2 separate regions of the Homo sapiens genome follow, and region 1 is linked to region 2. Evidence: read pairs that join two places in POLR2A ChIA-PET (ENCODE). Cell type or tissue: GM12878. All regions are shown on one strand. Links, peaks and the distances in the headings refer to the core of each region. The heading gives the core; the rest is flanking DNA.

What was found. ChIA-PET counts read pairs that join two places held together with the same protein. Peaks named below come from ENCODE experiments on the same cell type or tissue, not always from the same donor. Only the 100,000 strongest peaks of a DNase experiment are listed, where the experiment ranks them.
Region 1: POLR2A ChIA-PET joins it to region 2 with 6 read pairs; 7 of 35 experiments call an interaction of 5 or more read pairs at or near these places.

What each region holds. Positions count from the first base shown.
Region 1 is chr19:7,257,094-7,264,400 of GRCh38, reverse strand. All of the region lies in intron 2 of INSR (insulin receptor), which reads left to right. Among named protein-coding and RNA genes, the nearest start is that of INSR, 34 kb to the left of the region's middle. RefSeq lists an enhancer at 6,150-7,012. In GM12878, for the core only: no CTCF peak of the experiment used is centred there; no DNase peak of the experiment used is centred there.
Region 2 is chr19:7,175,517-7,182,823 of GRCh38, reverse strand. All of the region lies in intron 3 of INSR (insulin receptor), which reads left to right. Among named protein-coding and RNA genes, the nearest start is that of ZNF557, 110 kb to the right of the region's middle. RefSeq lists an enhancer at 3,530-3,629. In GM12878, for the core only: no CTCF peak of the experiment used is centred there; DNase peaks (open chromatin) are centred at 3,089 and 3,493; H3K27ac peaks cover 1,850 bases.

The DNA of each region.
Region 1 (7,307 bases), core at 1,509-6,508, 82 kb before region 2:
ATTGAGTCTCCTGCTCCCTGCTGGGTGTTCAGTTGTTGTTGCTGTTGTTTGTTTGTTTGTTTGTTTTTGAGACAGAGTCTCGTTCTGTCACCCAGGCTGGAGTACAGTGGCACAATCTCGGCTCACTGCAACCTCCACCTCCTAGGTTCAAGCAATTTTCCTGCCTCAGCCTCCCAAGTAGCTGGGATTACAGGTGTCACCACATCCGGCTACTTTTTTTTTTTTTTTTTTGAGATGGAGTTTCGCTTTTGTTGCCCAGGCTGGAGTGCAATGGCATGATCTTGGCTCACCGCAATTTCTGCCTCCTGGCTTCAAGCGATTCTCCTGCCTCAGCCTCCCGAGTAGCTAGGATTACAGGCATGCGCCACCACACCCAGCTAATTTTGTATTTTTAGTAGAGATGGGATTTCTCCATGTTGGCCAGGCTGGTCTCGAACTCCCGACCTCAGGTGATCTGCCCGCCTTGGCCTCCCAAAGTGCTGGGATTACAGGGGTGAGCCACCGTGCCTGGCCAACACCTAGCTAAGTTTTGTGTATGTTGTAGAGACAGGGTTTGGCCATGTTGGTCAGGCTGGTCTCAAATTTCTGAGCTCAAGCACCTCGGCTTCCCAAAGTGCTGGGATTACATGCATCGGCCACTGTGCCTGGCTGTGCCTGGCTGTGCCTGATGTTTTGAGTGAATTAAAAATTGCTTTGCTATTAAGAACCAGGCTTTTGTGTCCAGGAGGTCGAAGCTGCACTGAGCCCTGTTCATGCCACTGAGCTCCAGCCTGGGTGACAAACTGAGACTCTATCTCAAAAACAAAAGAAAACAAAAACAAAAATGAACACAAAACAAAACAATAAAAAGAACCGGGCTTGTTTTTCCAGTACTGGGGGTTTTGTTACCCGGAGAAGGTGCGACTAACACTTCCCGGGGTACCGGGTTCCTGGCATGTGGTATATATCTCAGCCATCCATTAGTAGCAGTATCCCCAGGGGGCCAAAAAATGATTGTTTTTTGAACTGTTGCCCCTGTCTTTGAGAGCAACTCAGCTTCAGCTTTCTTTCCCCTCTTCAATTTCTTGTATTGTGATAAAATACACATAGAATAAATTTTTCATCTTAACTTTTTTTTTTTTTGAGATGGAGTCTTGCTCTGCCACCTAGGCTGGGGGGCAGTGGTGTGATCTCAGCTCACTGCAACCTCCGCCTCCTGGATTCAAATGATTCTCCTGCCTCAGCCTTCCGAGTGACTGGGACTTATAGGCACCAGCCACCATGCCCGGCTAAGTTTTGTATTTTCAGGACAGAGGGGGCTTTGCCATGTTGGCCAGGATGGTCTCAAACCCCTGGCCTCGAGCAATACACCCACCTCAGCCTCGCAAAGTGCTGGGATTACAGGTGAGTGCCACCGCGCCTGGCCCCATCTTAACCATTTTAAGTCCACAGTTTTCAGTGGCATTAAGCACGTTCACGTGGTTTTGCAACCATCACCACCACCATCTCCCAAACTTTCTCATCCTCCCAAACTGAAACTCTGTCCCCATGAAACACTCACTCCACCATCTCCCTCTCCCAGCCCCCTGGCACCTACCATCCTATTTTCTGTCTCTATGAATGTGATGACTGTAGGGACCTCCTGTGAGTGGAATCAGACGGGATTTATCCTTTTGTGCCTGGCTTATTTCACTGAGCATGTTGTCCTCAAGGTTCATCCACGTGGTAGCCTGTGTCGGAAATTCTTTCCTTTTTAAGGCTGAATCATGTTCCATTGTATGGAGGGAGCACATTTTGCCTGTGTATTCATCCATCTACGGGCACTTGGTCGCTTTCACATTTCTGCCATTGTGAATCAGGGCCACTGCTGTTGACGCATCTAGCTTTTCAATGCCTGCATTAACCTTGTTGCTGAGGCTTTAGGAAACTTATTTATTTATTTATTTTTTGAGACGGAGTTTTGCTCTCGTCGCCCAGGCTGGATTGCAATGGTGCGATCTCAGCTCACTGCAACCTCTGCCTCCCGGGTTCAAGCGATTCTCCTGCCTCAGCCTCCCGCGTGGCTCGGATTACGGGCACCTGCCACCACGCCCAGTTAATGTTTTGGATTTTTAGTAGAGATGGGGTTTCACCATGTTGGCCAGGCTGGTCTTGAACTCCTGACCTCAGATAATCCACTGGCCTCGGCCTCCCAAAGTGCTGGGATTACAGGCGTGAGCTACCGCGCCCAGCCTTAGGAGGCTTATTTGATGTCTGATGGGATTTTTGAATACAGAATAGATTGAGCCTTCAGAGGATACTCCCCTGTCTTAGGTGACAGAAATGGGCTGGAGAAAACTATCCATCAACCCCTCTTTTCCCCCAGAGTCTTTTCAGATACTTCTGTGAACATCCGTAGTTGCTATTTTTGTCTTCCACACTTGGCAGCTTCTGGAAGCATCAGGGGAATGCATCAACATTTAGGATGAAGGTGCTGGTTTGTCCTTTGGACCTAGTTTAAGCAATTCCGAGCAACATCCACCCCTTCTTCTACCTGTCCCTTAAGCACTTTTTACAGGGAGACCAAAAAAAGGCTTTCAATGGTTAAGGGGGCCGGGTGTGGAGGCCCCACACCTGTAATCCCAGCACTTTGGGAGGCCGAGGTAGGTGGATCGCTTGAGGTCAGGAGTTCGAGACCAGCCTGGCTAACATAGCAAAACGCTGTCTCTACTAAAAATATGAAAATTAGCCAGGCGTGGTGGTGGGCGCCTGTAATCCCAGCTACTTAGGAGGCTGAGGCAGGAGAATCACTCGAACCCGAGAGGCAGAGGTTGCAGTGAGCTGAGATCGTGCCATTGCACCCCAGCCTGGCCGACAGAGTGAAACTCCATTTTTTAAAAAAAGAAAAAAAAATGGTTAGGGGAATTAAAAGAAAAACAAAAAAACATGGCATGTGCTAATGATCCATAGCCTGGACACCCTCTCTCCATTATCCTGCAATGGATTTGGGGCAAAGATACCAGGAGAGGTCCAATGCACGAAGCCTTACATGGGAAGAGTGGAGACGGGGTCTATGCAGTTCGTTTATTGACTGCCTACTAGGTGTCATGTTCTGGGGCGCTCAGGGCATAGGAAGGGAGCCAGCCTTTGCCTCCTCAGAGCGGCCAGTCTAGTGGCAAATGCAGATGTTCACGATCAAACCAAGTACACTCAGAAGAGGGGGAGAGTTAGAGGGAGATCTACATTAGTTCAGCCAGCTGGACGCGGTGGCTCATGCTTGTAATGCCAGCACTTTGGGAGGCCGAGGAGGGCAGACTGCTTGAGCTCAGGAGTTCGAGACCAGCCTGGGCAACATGGAGAAACCCCGTCTCGACAAAAAATACAAAAATTAGCCAGGCATGGTGGCAGGTGCCTGTAACCCCAGCTACTTGGAAGGCTGAGGTGGGAGGATCGCATGGGCCCCGGGGGCGGAGGTCGCAGTGAGCTGAGATCACACCACTGCACTCCAGCCTGGGCGACAGAGTGAGACTCGGTGAGACTCTGTCTTTAAAAAAAAAAAAAAGAAGTTCTTTGAGGCAAGCAGCACCGGCTTCCAGTCTCGTTTTACCATTGACTGGTCACAAGCTGGTTCAAGCCTCAGTTTCTCCATCTGAAAAATGGGGGTCATTATGGGACCTGCTTCTTAGGGTGGTGGTGTGGGGGTTGAATGAGATGGTGCAGGGGGAGGCACTTAACCTAGCCTCAGGTGCTCCGTGAGTGTCCTGGAAGCTTCCAGTAAGTAAGCACCATGGGCCCACCCTATCTGGGCAGACTAGCTTCCAGGTGAATATCTACCAGGGCTCAGCCTCATTTCTGACTTTGGTTTTGAGGCAGGCAGAGGAACATGTATCTTGCGACCTGCTGATGAGGGATGGGTGCCACACCTCCAGCCCCAGAGGGAAGACCACCCTGATTTTTGGGTGCCAACAGCATGGGATGCTCTGGAAATTCTCAGCTCTGGGCATTTTGAGGGGACCAGAAGCCACAGGGCTTGCCTGACCAGCTGCTTTAGCCAAACCCACTGGCATTTTCTTTCTGGGAGGTCACCCCAGCTGCTCACTGCCGGCCAGAGGGGTGGGTGAGGCCGGGACATGCTGGGTGCCAGGGGAAACCAACCCGAGATGCCACATATGGACGTCGGCACCAAAGCAGGAGGGGGAGGCTGAAAGCAGCAAATCCCTCCTCCCTGGGTCTGAGATTACAGCTCCGAGTCAAAGTCTCTCAAAGTGTGGTATTGTGCCTACCACATTAAATATCACGTATTTAAATGCACGAGTTTAAATGCATGCTCTTGGAGGGTTTGATTTTTGGCAGAATTTTTAGCTGCCTATGGAAACTCTCTGCTTCTTTTTCTTCTTCCATTTAAAAAGTTTGCCTTGATATTTTATTTTTTTACATTTTTATTTAGTTTTTAATATTTTTTTAAATTGAGATGGGAGTCTTGCTATGTGGCTCAGGTCGGTCTCAAACTCCTGGACTCTAAGGAATCCCCCCACCTCAGCCTCTCAAAGTGCTGAGATTTCACATGTGAGCCACCACGCTGGACTTGACTTGATTTTGTTTTCTTTTTCTTTTTTTTTTTTTTGAGACAGAGTCTCGCTCTGTTGTCCAGGCTGGAGTGCAGTGGCATGATCTGAGCTCACTGCAACCTCCGCCTCCTGGGTTCAAGCGATTCTTCTGCCTCAACCTCCTGAGTAGCTGGGATTACAGGCACGTGCCACCATGCCTGGCTAATGTTTGTATTTTTAGTAGAGATGGGGTTTCGCCATGTTGCCTAGGCTGGTCTTGAACTCCTGGCCTCAAGTGATCCGCCTGCCTTGGCCTACCAAAGTGCTGGGATTACAGGTGTGAACCACTACTCTGGGCTTGCCTTGGTATTTTAACAATCGGAATTGTCTTTGTGGCAAATGCTGATTTCATGCCAGCCGTGGTTCTGGGTGCTTTGATTAGGATATTGCATCCCATCTTCCCAACAATCTTATTTATTGTTGAGACCACTAAGGCTTCGAGAGGTTAAGCAACTTCTACTTCCAACACTGCCCCGCCCACCCCTTCCGCCGCGCACCCCACACACATGGGTAGTAAGTAGTGGAGATGGGATTTGAAGCTGGGGATTCTGGCTCAGAATCCAAGCTCTTTACCTTTGTGTCTTATAGATGTCATTGCGGGAAGTTGGTGAAATGCAGGAAACTGTAAAAAGAAAGGAAGGAAGGAGGGAAGGAAGGAAGGAGGGAAGAAAGAAAAGAAAAGGAAGGAAAAAAGGAAGGAGGGAAGAAATAAAAGGAAAGAAAGGAAGGAAGGAAGGAGGGAAGGCGGGAAGGAAAGAAGGAGGGAAGGAGAAAGGAAGGAAGAAAGAAAGGAAGGAAGGAGGGAAGGAAAGGAGGGAAGGAGAAATGAAAGAAGGAGTGAAGGAAGGAAGGAGGAAAGAAAAAAAGGAAGGAGGGAAGGAAGGAAGGAAGAAGGAAAGGAAGGAGGGAAGGAAGGAAGGAAAGAAGGAAAAGAAACTGGAGAGGAAATCTAGAATTTGCCCCTGCCAACATGTGTGTTGCCTCTTCTTATCAGCCTTCTCATTCTGTCTTGACTTAGGGCCTCTCCTATCAGACTAAGCTCTCCTGAAGGCAGGGACTTTGTTGTATCTCAAGCACCTGTCATAGTACCTGGCTCACAGTTGACAATGACATCCTTAACACTCATCAATAGCTAGTGTTTACTGAGCACTTACTATGTGCTAAGCAATGCCTTAGGGGATCCCATCACAGCCTATGAGGGTTTGTTATCCTCATTTTACAGAAGAGGGAACTGAGGCATGGCTAGGAATTATGAGACTTGCTCTAGGAGACCTAGCTGGGGAATGGTTTGACTTCAGACTTGTCTGACGTAAGGCCTTTGCCCAGTGATCAGCAAACTACGACCTGTGGGCCAAATCCAGTCCGCCAGCTGCTATTTTTGTATGACCTATGAGCTAAGAATTTTTTATTTTATTTTTATTTTTAGAGATGGGGTCTCACTCTGTCGCCTGGGCTGGAGTGCAGTGGGGTGATCATAGGCCACTGCCACCTCAGTCAGCCTCCTCAGTAGCTGGAACCACAGGCAGGCACCACCACGCCCAGCTAATTTCTTTTTATTTTTTTAGTAGAGATGGGGTCTTGCTATGTTGCCCAGGCTGGTCTCAAACAATTGGGTTCAAGCAATCCTCCTTTCTTGGCCTCCCAAAGTGCTGGGACTATAGGCGTGAGCCACTGTGCTTGCCTGGCTTAAGAATGCTTTTTCACATTTTTGGCCGGGCATGGTGGCTCATGCCTGTAATCCCAGCACCTTGGGAGGCCGAAGCGGGCAGATCACTCGAGGCCAGGAGTTCAAGACCACCCTGGCCAACATGGAGAAACCCCATCTCTACTAAAAAATGTACAAACATTAGCTGAGCGTGGTGGCGGGCACCTGTAATCCCAGCTACTCAGGAGGCTGAGGCAGGAGAATCACTTGAACCTGGGAGGCGGAAGTTGCAATGAGTGGAGATTGCGCCACTGCACTCCAGCCTGGGTGACAGGGTGAGACTCTGTCTATATATGAGCTGGACATTCAGCATTCAGGGATAGAGGCTGTTTCAGTGGGACTTGGGAGCACCACGGCCTGAGGCCATACAGCCCAGCTGCCCTTTGCTGGTACTTCCTTCCTTCCTTCCCTCTTTCCTTCCTTTCTTTCCTTTTCTTTCTTCCCTCCTTCCTTTCTTCCTTCCTTCCTTACTTTTTGAGACTCTGTCTCAAAAAAGAAAAAAAGAAAAAAAAATGTGGGGTAGAGCACTGTACTGAAAAAAATTCCACAGTAGTTGTAATTCATTTTTCACTCAGATGATTAGCATTTTTTTTTTTTTTTTTTGGAGCTCTCTGTTTGGGTGGAGGAGGGCAGTATATGTACAAGGCAAGGCCCCCACTCCACCCTCCTCCCTCCTCCCACCCCGCCTTTCCCCTTCGAGTGAGTCATCGAACCCGTGCTTCTAGACGTGTTTGGAGCAGAGCACCTGGAAATCATGATGTTCTCTAGATAACAGGGAATATTGATAAATTCCCTTGTGGCGATGTCACTGTCGTCCATACAGAAGACAGGAAAGTGTAACGCCTGCACACGGGGATCCAACAAAAAGAAAAAGATAAGGTGGGGGAGGCCGGGCACGGTGGCTCAGGCCTGTAATCCCAGCACTTTGGGAAGCCAAGGTGGGTGGATCAACTGAGGTCAGGAGTTCGAGACCACCCTGGGCCAACATAGTGAAACCCCGTCTCTACTAAAAATACAAAAATTAGCTGGGTATGGTG
Region 2 (7,307 bases), core at 1,460-6,459:
AAATGGGTTAATATCTTCTGGCAAGATGTTTGTTTAAAAGACATTGGCCTTAAATAAAAGGCATTTTTCCCTCACCTTAACAATGGCCTGAGAAATATAGCAACCTCCTTTGATTTTCTCACTGATGATGCGGGAGATGCTAAAACAGAAACCCTGAGAAATTGACCGCACATCCTTGGTATCTGGGACCTTTCCTGAACGGAAGAAAACAAAGGAGAGGGGGGTGCATTGTCACCGTATTTTATTGCGTAGGTTTAAAAAAATTAATATTTTTATTTCTGAAGCTTTTAATTAATTAATTTATTTATTTTGAGACAGAGCCTCACTCTGTCACCCAGGCTGGAGTGCAGTGGCATGATCTCAGCTCACTGCAACCTCTGCCTTCCAGGTTCAAGCCATTCTCCTGCCTCAGCCTCCCAAGTAGCTGGGATTACAGGTGTGAGGCAGCAAGCCTGGCCAATTTTTTTTTGTTTGTGCTTTTGTTTTTTTGAGATGGAGTTTCATTCTTGTTGCCCAGACTGAAGTGCAATGGTGCGATCTTGGCTCACTGCAACTCAGCCTCCCGGGTTCAAGTGATTCTCCTGCCTTAGCCTCTAAGTAGCTGGGATTACAGACATCTGTCACCATACCCAGCTAAATTTTTCTTGTATTTTTAGTAGAGACCGGGTTTCATCATGTTGGCCAGGCTGGTCTTGAACTCCTGACCTCAAGTGATCCACCCACCTCGGCCTCCCAAAGTGCTGGGATTACAGGCATGAGCCACCGCACCTGGCCTGAAGCTTTTCTTTTTATCTTATGAAAGACTTAATCGTACTGTGGCATTTTCTAATGTGGTTTGATATCAAATAGGGCCAGATGTTTTCTTCCATTCTGGTGGCTTATCTGGGAAGGAGTTCTTGATGTTTTCAGAGCAGAGTTCTGGGAACCCATGTTAAAAGGCCTTGGCCAGGCACAGTGGCTTATGCCTGTAATCCCAGCACTTTGGGAGGCCGAAGTGGACGGATCATCTGAGGGCAGGAGTTCAAGGTCAGCCTGGCCACCACGGTGAAACCCCGTCTTTACTAAAAATACAAAAACAAAAAAAAAATTAGCTGGGCATGGTGATGCATACCTGTTATCCCAGCTACTCGGGAGGCTGAGGCATGAGAATTGCTTGAACCCAGGAGGCAGAGGTTGCAGTGAGCTGAGATCACGCCATTGCACGTTAGCCCCCAGGCAAGTGTGACAAGAGTGAAACTGCATCTCCAAAAAAAAAAAAAAAAAGGTCTCACCATCTACTGTCGTTCCAAAGTACCTGCTGGGATGTAATAGCACAGTGCTGCTTCCTGAGATGAGAAGGACCAGATATTTGTGATGAATAAATTTTCAATGCGTATGGGGTATCCACTGGGAAGGGGAGAATTACCTAAAATCCTTGATTCTTCTTGGCCTCTCTCACTTCTTCCTATTAAGCTGAGGTCTCAAATTTGTCTACACCTCCATCTATTTCACCATCATGTCTGGTCTGACCCAGTCCCCTTGAACAATCTCTTTGCTCCTGCTTCCATTCTAGTGACACTGGTAAAAAGTGGCCACCTGGGCCAGGCGCGGTGGCTCACGCCTATAACCCCAGCACTTTGGGAGGCCGAGGTGGGTGGATCACCTGAGGTCAGGAGTTCGAGACCAGCCTGACCAACATGGTGAAACCCCATCTCTACTAAAAATACAAAAATTAGCCAGGCGTGGGATTACAGTGGGCGCCTGTAATCCCAGCTACTCGGGAGGCTGAGACAGCAGAATTGCTTGAACCCGGGAGGTGGAGGTCGCAGTGAGCCGAGAGTGTGCCACTGCACTGCAGTCTCGGTGACAGAGTGAGACTCTGTCTCAAAAGAAAAAATAAAAGTGGTCATCTGATCATATGCCATGTCCTTCCCTAAAACCCTCCGGTGGCTTCCCAAGACCAATGGACAGAATCCAAACTCCTCATCGGGAGGGCTCGGCCAGTTCTCATTCTCATTTCATTCCGGTGCCCCCTGGCCGTGGTGGTCGTTACCGCAGGAGCTTTTCCTGCAACTTGCTACATCCGCTTTCCTCTGTGCCTTTCAATTAGCTGTTCCCTCTTCCTATAATGCTTGTCCCTGCATTTGAGAATGATCCACTTTTTCCCCTCGTCATCTAGATGGCAGCTTAAAAGTCACCTCCTTGGCAAATCCTTCCCGTCTGAGTCAATCATCCGTGCACTCTCTGTCACATCATTTAGTTTTAACTCTTCGATTTGTCACTAGCTGATATTTTTGTCTTTTTTTTTTTTTTTTGAGACAAGGTCTTGGTCTGTCACCCAGGCTAGAGTGCAGTGGCACCCACATGGCTCACTGTGGTCTCAACCCCCTGGGCTCAAGAGATCCTCCTGCCACAGCCTCCTGAGTAGCTGGGACTATATAGGCACACACCACCACACCTGGCTAAAAAAAAATTCTGTAGTGTTGGGGGTCTTGCTATATTCCCCAGGCTCGTCTTGAACTCCTGGGTTTAAGTGATCCTCCCACCTTGGCTTCCCAAAGTGCTGAGATTACAGGGCCTGAGCCACTGTACCTAGCCTTTGTTGTCAATTTATTCACTCTCCCCAACCAGATGATAAGCTTTGTGAGTGTATCAGCTAGCTCTTGTTGCGTAACAAAACCACCTCAGTGCTTAGTGGCTTAAAACACTCCTTTAGGAGCTCTGATGATTTCATGTGTTGACTGAAGGTTTGTCTGGCCTGGGCCTGTTTAGCTACGGCTGATGGTTTAGGGGAGCCTCTTGTGTCTTTGATGGTCAGTGGGGGTCTCTCTCCATAAGTCTCTTACCCCAGCAGCCAGGAAGGGCAGACCTCAATGTTCAAGTGCTTTTCAAGCCTCAGCTTGTATCACGTTTGCAAATATTCCATTGGCCAAAGCAAGCCATATGGCCAAGCCCAGATTCAACAGGTGGGAACATAGACTCCACTTCTTGGTGGGAGAGGCTGCAAAGAACTCATGGTCATTTATAATTTCCCACTGGGAAAGCATATTATCTGCTTTGTTCACTCATGTATACCGGCAGCTGAGAACGGGGGTTGGCCAAGGGCCAGATAGTAAATATTTTCAGCTCTCAGGGCCATATGGTCTCTGTTGGAGCTACTTAACTCTGCCTTTGCAGCGTGAAAGCAGGGTTAGACGATGTACTAACCAATAAATGTGGCCATATTCCAATAGGATATTATTTGCAAAAACAGGTGGCCTACTGGATTTGGCTCCCAGCCCACTGTTTGCCAACTCCAGGCTTAGAGCATTGCCTGCCACATAATAAGAATAGAGGCAATAAAAGAAGTCAAACATTTGGTCAGTATTTTGTTTCTGCCTCAGCTGTTCTGCCACTACCTGGGTGTACTTGCAACACCGTTCTGACACCATCCTCCTCCAAAGTTAGCATCAGACGCCACAAGTTTAAGGCTCAGCCCTCCATGAGATTTCCCTTGCTTCAGACACTGGCAGCATCTTGGGGATCCCCCAGCCACCCACACTTCTGACTAACTGGCTCTAAATTGGGGGATTCCCACAAACTGTTTGGGTTTCATAATTTACTAGAAGGAACTCACAGAATGAAAATAAACCTGGCCAGGTGTGGTGGCTCATGCCTGTAATCCCAGCACTTTGGGAGGCCATGGTGGGAGGCTCACTTGAGCCCAGAGGTTCGAGACCAGCCTGGACAACATAGTGAGATCCCATCTCTACAAAAATTTAAAAACATTAGCCAGGTGAGGGGGTGCATGCCTGTAGTCCCAGGTACTTGAGGGGCTTAAGCAGGAGGATCGCTTGAGCCCAGGAGTTCGAGGCTGCAGTGAGCTAAGATTGTGCCAGTGCACCCCAGCCCGGGTGGCAGAGCAAGATCTTGTCTCAAATTTAAAAACCCTGCTATACAATTACAGTTTTATTATAAAGGATACACATACGGCAAGATCTGGGAGAGTTCTAGATGCAGAATTTCCATATTGCCTCCTCGTGGCAACAGCATGTATCACCCTCTTGACATACTGGTGTGTCCACCAGCTGGGAAGTACTACTGAGCTTCAGCGTCCAGAGTTTTTGTTTGTTTGTTTGTTTGTTTTGAGACGGAGTCTCACTCTGTCACCCAGGCTGGAGTGCAGTGGCTCAATCTCAGCTCACTGCAACCTCCACATCCCAGGTTCAAACAATTCTCCTGCCTCAGCCCCCCGAGTAGCTGGGACTACAGGCATGCACCATCACGCACGGCTAATTTTTGTATTTTTAGTAGAGACAGGGTTTCACCATGTTGGCCAGGCTGGTCTCAAACTCCTGACTTCGTGATTCACCTGCCTCAGCCTCCCAAAGTGCTAGGATTACAGGCGTGAGGCACTGCACCCGGCCCAGTATCCAGAGTTTTAATTGGAGTCTCATTCCTTAGGCGTGATTGATTGAAATCATTGACCATGTGATTCAACACTGCCATTTCCAGCCCCCTCATCTCCCTGGAGGTCCTAAAAGCCCCAACCCTCTGATCACAGGGTTGTTCTTTCTGGTGACCGCCCCCCACCCTCATGTTATCTAGGCACCCCCCCCCCCACAAGTCACCCCGACATTCCTAACACTCCTAACAAAAGCATTCCTGTGACTCAGAAAGTTCCAAGGGTTTTTGAAGCTCTGTGCCAAGAACCGGGATGAAGACCAGATACATACTTTATGATCCTACAGTCACAAAAATCACTCTGAAGAGTTGAATACCCAGGAGTGTGAGAACAACAGCAGCAGCAACAAGGATGCCACCAATAAAAAATGACCCTTGTAGCAACGGATAAAATTGCGTTCTGTGTGCGAAGTGCTTTTGTGGTATGCTTCATTGAGTTCCTCATCACAAGCTGTGGCGTTGGTGGTGTTATTTTCAGATGAAGAAATGGAGACTGTAACAGTTGGGAATCTTGTGGTTTCATGCACCAGAACCCCAACTCAAATTGGCTTAACTGGCCGGGCACGGTTGCTCACACCTGTAATCCCAGCACTTTGGGAGGCCGAGGCGGGTGGATCACCTGAGGTTGGGAGTTCGAGACCAGCCTGACCAAAATGGAGAAACCCTGTTTCTACTAAAAAAAAAAAAAAAAAAAAAAAATACAAAATTAGATGGGGCATGGTGGTGCATGCCTGTAATCCCAGCTACTCGGGAGGCTGAGGCAGGAGAATCACTTGAACCTGGGAGGCGGAGCTTGCAGTGAGCCGAGATCGTGCCATTGTACTCCAGCCTGGGCAACAAGAGTGAGACTCCATCTTAAAAAAAACAAAAACAAAAACAAAACAAAAAAACCATTGACTTAACCAAGATTAAAGGAGTTTGTTGGTACCCATAACCAAAAAGTTCAGGGAGTTGGTTCAGGTATAGCTGTATCAAGAAGCTTAAGCGATGTACCTGATCAGTCTCCTTCATCTTTATTTTCCTCTTTGTTGGTTTTGTTATCAGGCAGCTTCTCCCTCACCCTTCACCCCATGCTAGCAAGATGGCAAAACCCTTAGATACTCCAGAAGGAAGACAATTTCCCCTTCCAGCATGTTCTAGCAAAACCCTCACTGCACTGACTTAAGTTCTGTACCCACCACCTCTGAGCCCCCACAGGAATAGAAGGTGGTGCTCAGCTTGGCTTGGATCTTGTGCCCATCCTGGATCTAGAAGGGCTTTGGCAACCAAGAACTGATCTCAGAGACCCCGTGTTGGGGAGGACTGGTTCCCAAAGGACTCCTGGGGGCTGTGAGTTTGATGGCATCAGGCTGCAGGCTGGCAAAACCAAAGGCTGCCCAAGTCACTTGCCATTAAACATGGGGTCATGTTACAGCCGTAGTTGCATCACATCCCACACAGAACAGCAAATGTCCTGTCTCCTTGGAGTAGCAGGTTGAATTCTGCCACGTTGGGGTAACTGTCAGTTCTGCCACATCAGGCCCATCATCTCAAGGTAACGGCACATTCTTATTACCACATGCATTAGTCCATTTCTGCACTGCTATAAAGAATACATGGAACTGGGTAATTTATAAAGAAAAGAGGTTTAATTGGCTGACAGTTCTGCAGGCTGTACGGGAAGCATAGCAGCTTCTGCTTCTGGGGAGACCTCAGGAAACTTACAATCGTGGCGGAAAGCAAAGGGGAGGTAGGCACATCTTACATGACTGAAGGAAGAGAGAAAGGGGGAAGGTGCTACATAGTTTTGTTTGTTTGTTTTGAGACAGATTCTCACTCTGTCACCCAGGCTGGGCTGCAGTGGCACAATCTCGGCTCACTGCAGCCTCCACCTCCTGAGTTCAAGCAATTCTCATGCCTCAGCCTCCCCAGTAGCTGGGATTACAGGTGGGCACCACCACACCTGGTTAATTTTTGTATTTTTAGTAGAGACGGGGTTTCACCATGTTGGCCAGGCTGGTCTCGAACTCCTGGCCTGAAGTGATCCGCTCGCCTTGGCCTCCCAAAGTGCCGGAATTACAGGCATGAGCCACCATGCCCGGCTGGTGCTACATACTTTTAAACAACCAGATCTCGTGAGAACTCACTCACTATACACTGCCAAGGGGTATGGTGCCAGACCATTCATGAGAACTCCGCCCACCATGATCCAGTCATCTCCCACCAGGCCCCACCTCCCACATTGGGGATTACAATTTGACATGAGATTTGGGTGGGGACACAGATCCAAAACATATCGCCACGATAATGCTATGAGTCCCATTGCTGTCACGCACAGGGTAGATCATGGTCCTGCCTCCATGGGATATGGTGTGAATCCCATCACTGTGGGGTCCAGCAGGAGTCCTGTCCCATCACTTTGGGGTAAAATATGAGTCTTGTCACTTTGGGGTAAAAGCAAGAGGACCTGCAACCATAGGGTAATGGCATAATTCTCTCACTTAAGGCAGTGGTTCTTTTCTGGGGACAATCTGGCATCCTCCCTCCCCAGGGGACTTTTGGCAATGTTGGGAGACTTTTTTTTTTTTTGAGATGGAGTCTGACTGTGTCTCCCAGCTGGAGTGCAGTGGTGCTATCTCGGCTCACTGCAACCTCTGCCTCCCAGGTTCAAGCGATTCTCCTACCTCAGCCTCCTGAGTAGCTGAGATTATAGGCACGTGCCACCACACCCAGCTAATTTTTGTATTTTTAGTAGAGACAGGGTTTCACCATGTTGGCCAGGCTGGTCTTGAACTCCTGACCTCAGGTGATCTGCCCGCCTCGGACTCCCAAAGTGCTGGGATTACAGGCGTGAGCCACTTTGCCTGGCCTGGAGGACATTTTTAATTGCCACAACTTGTGGGAGG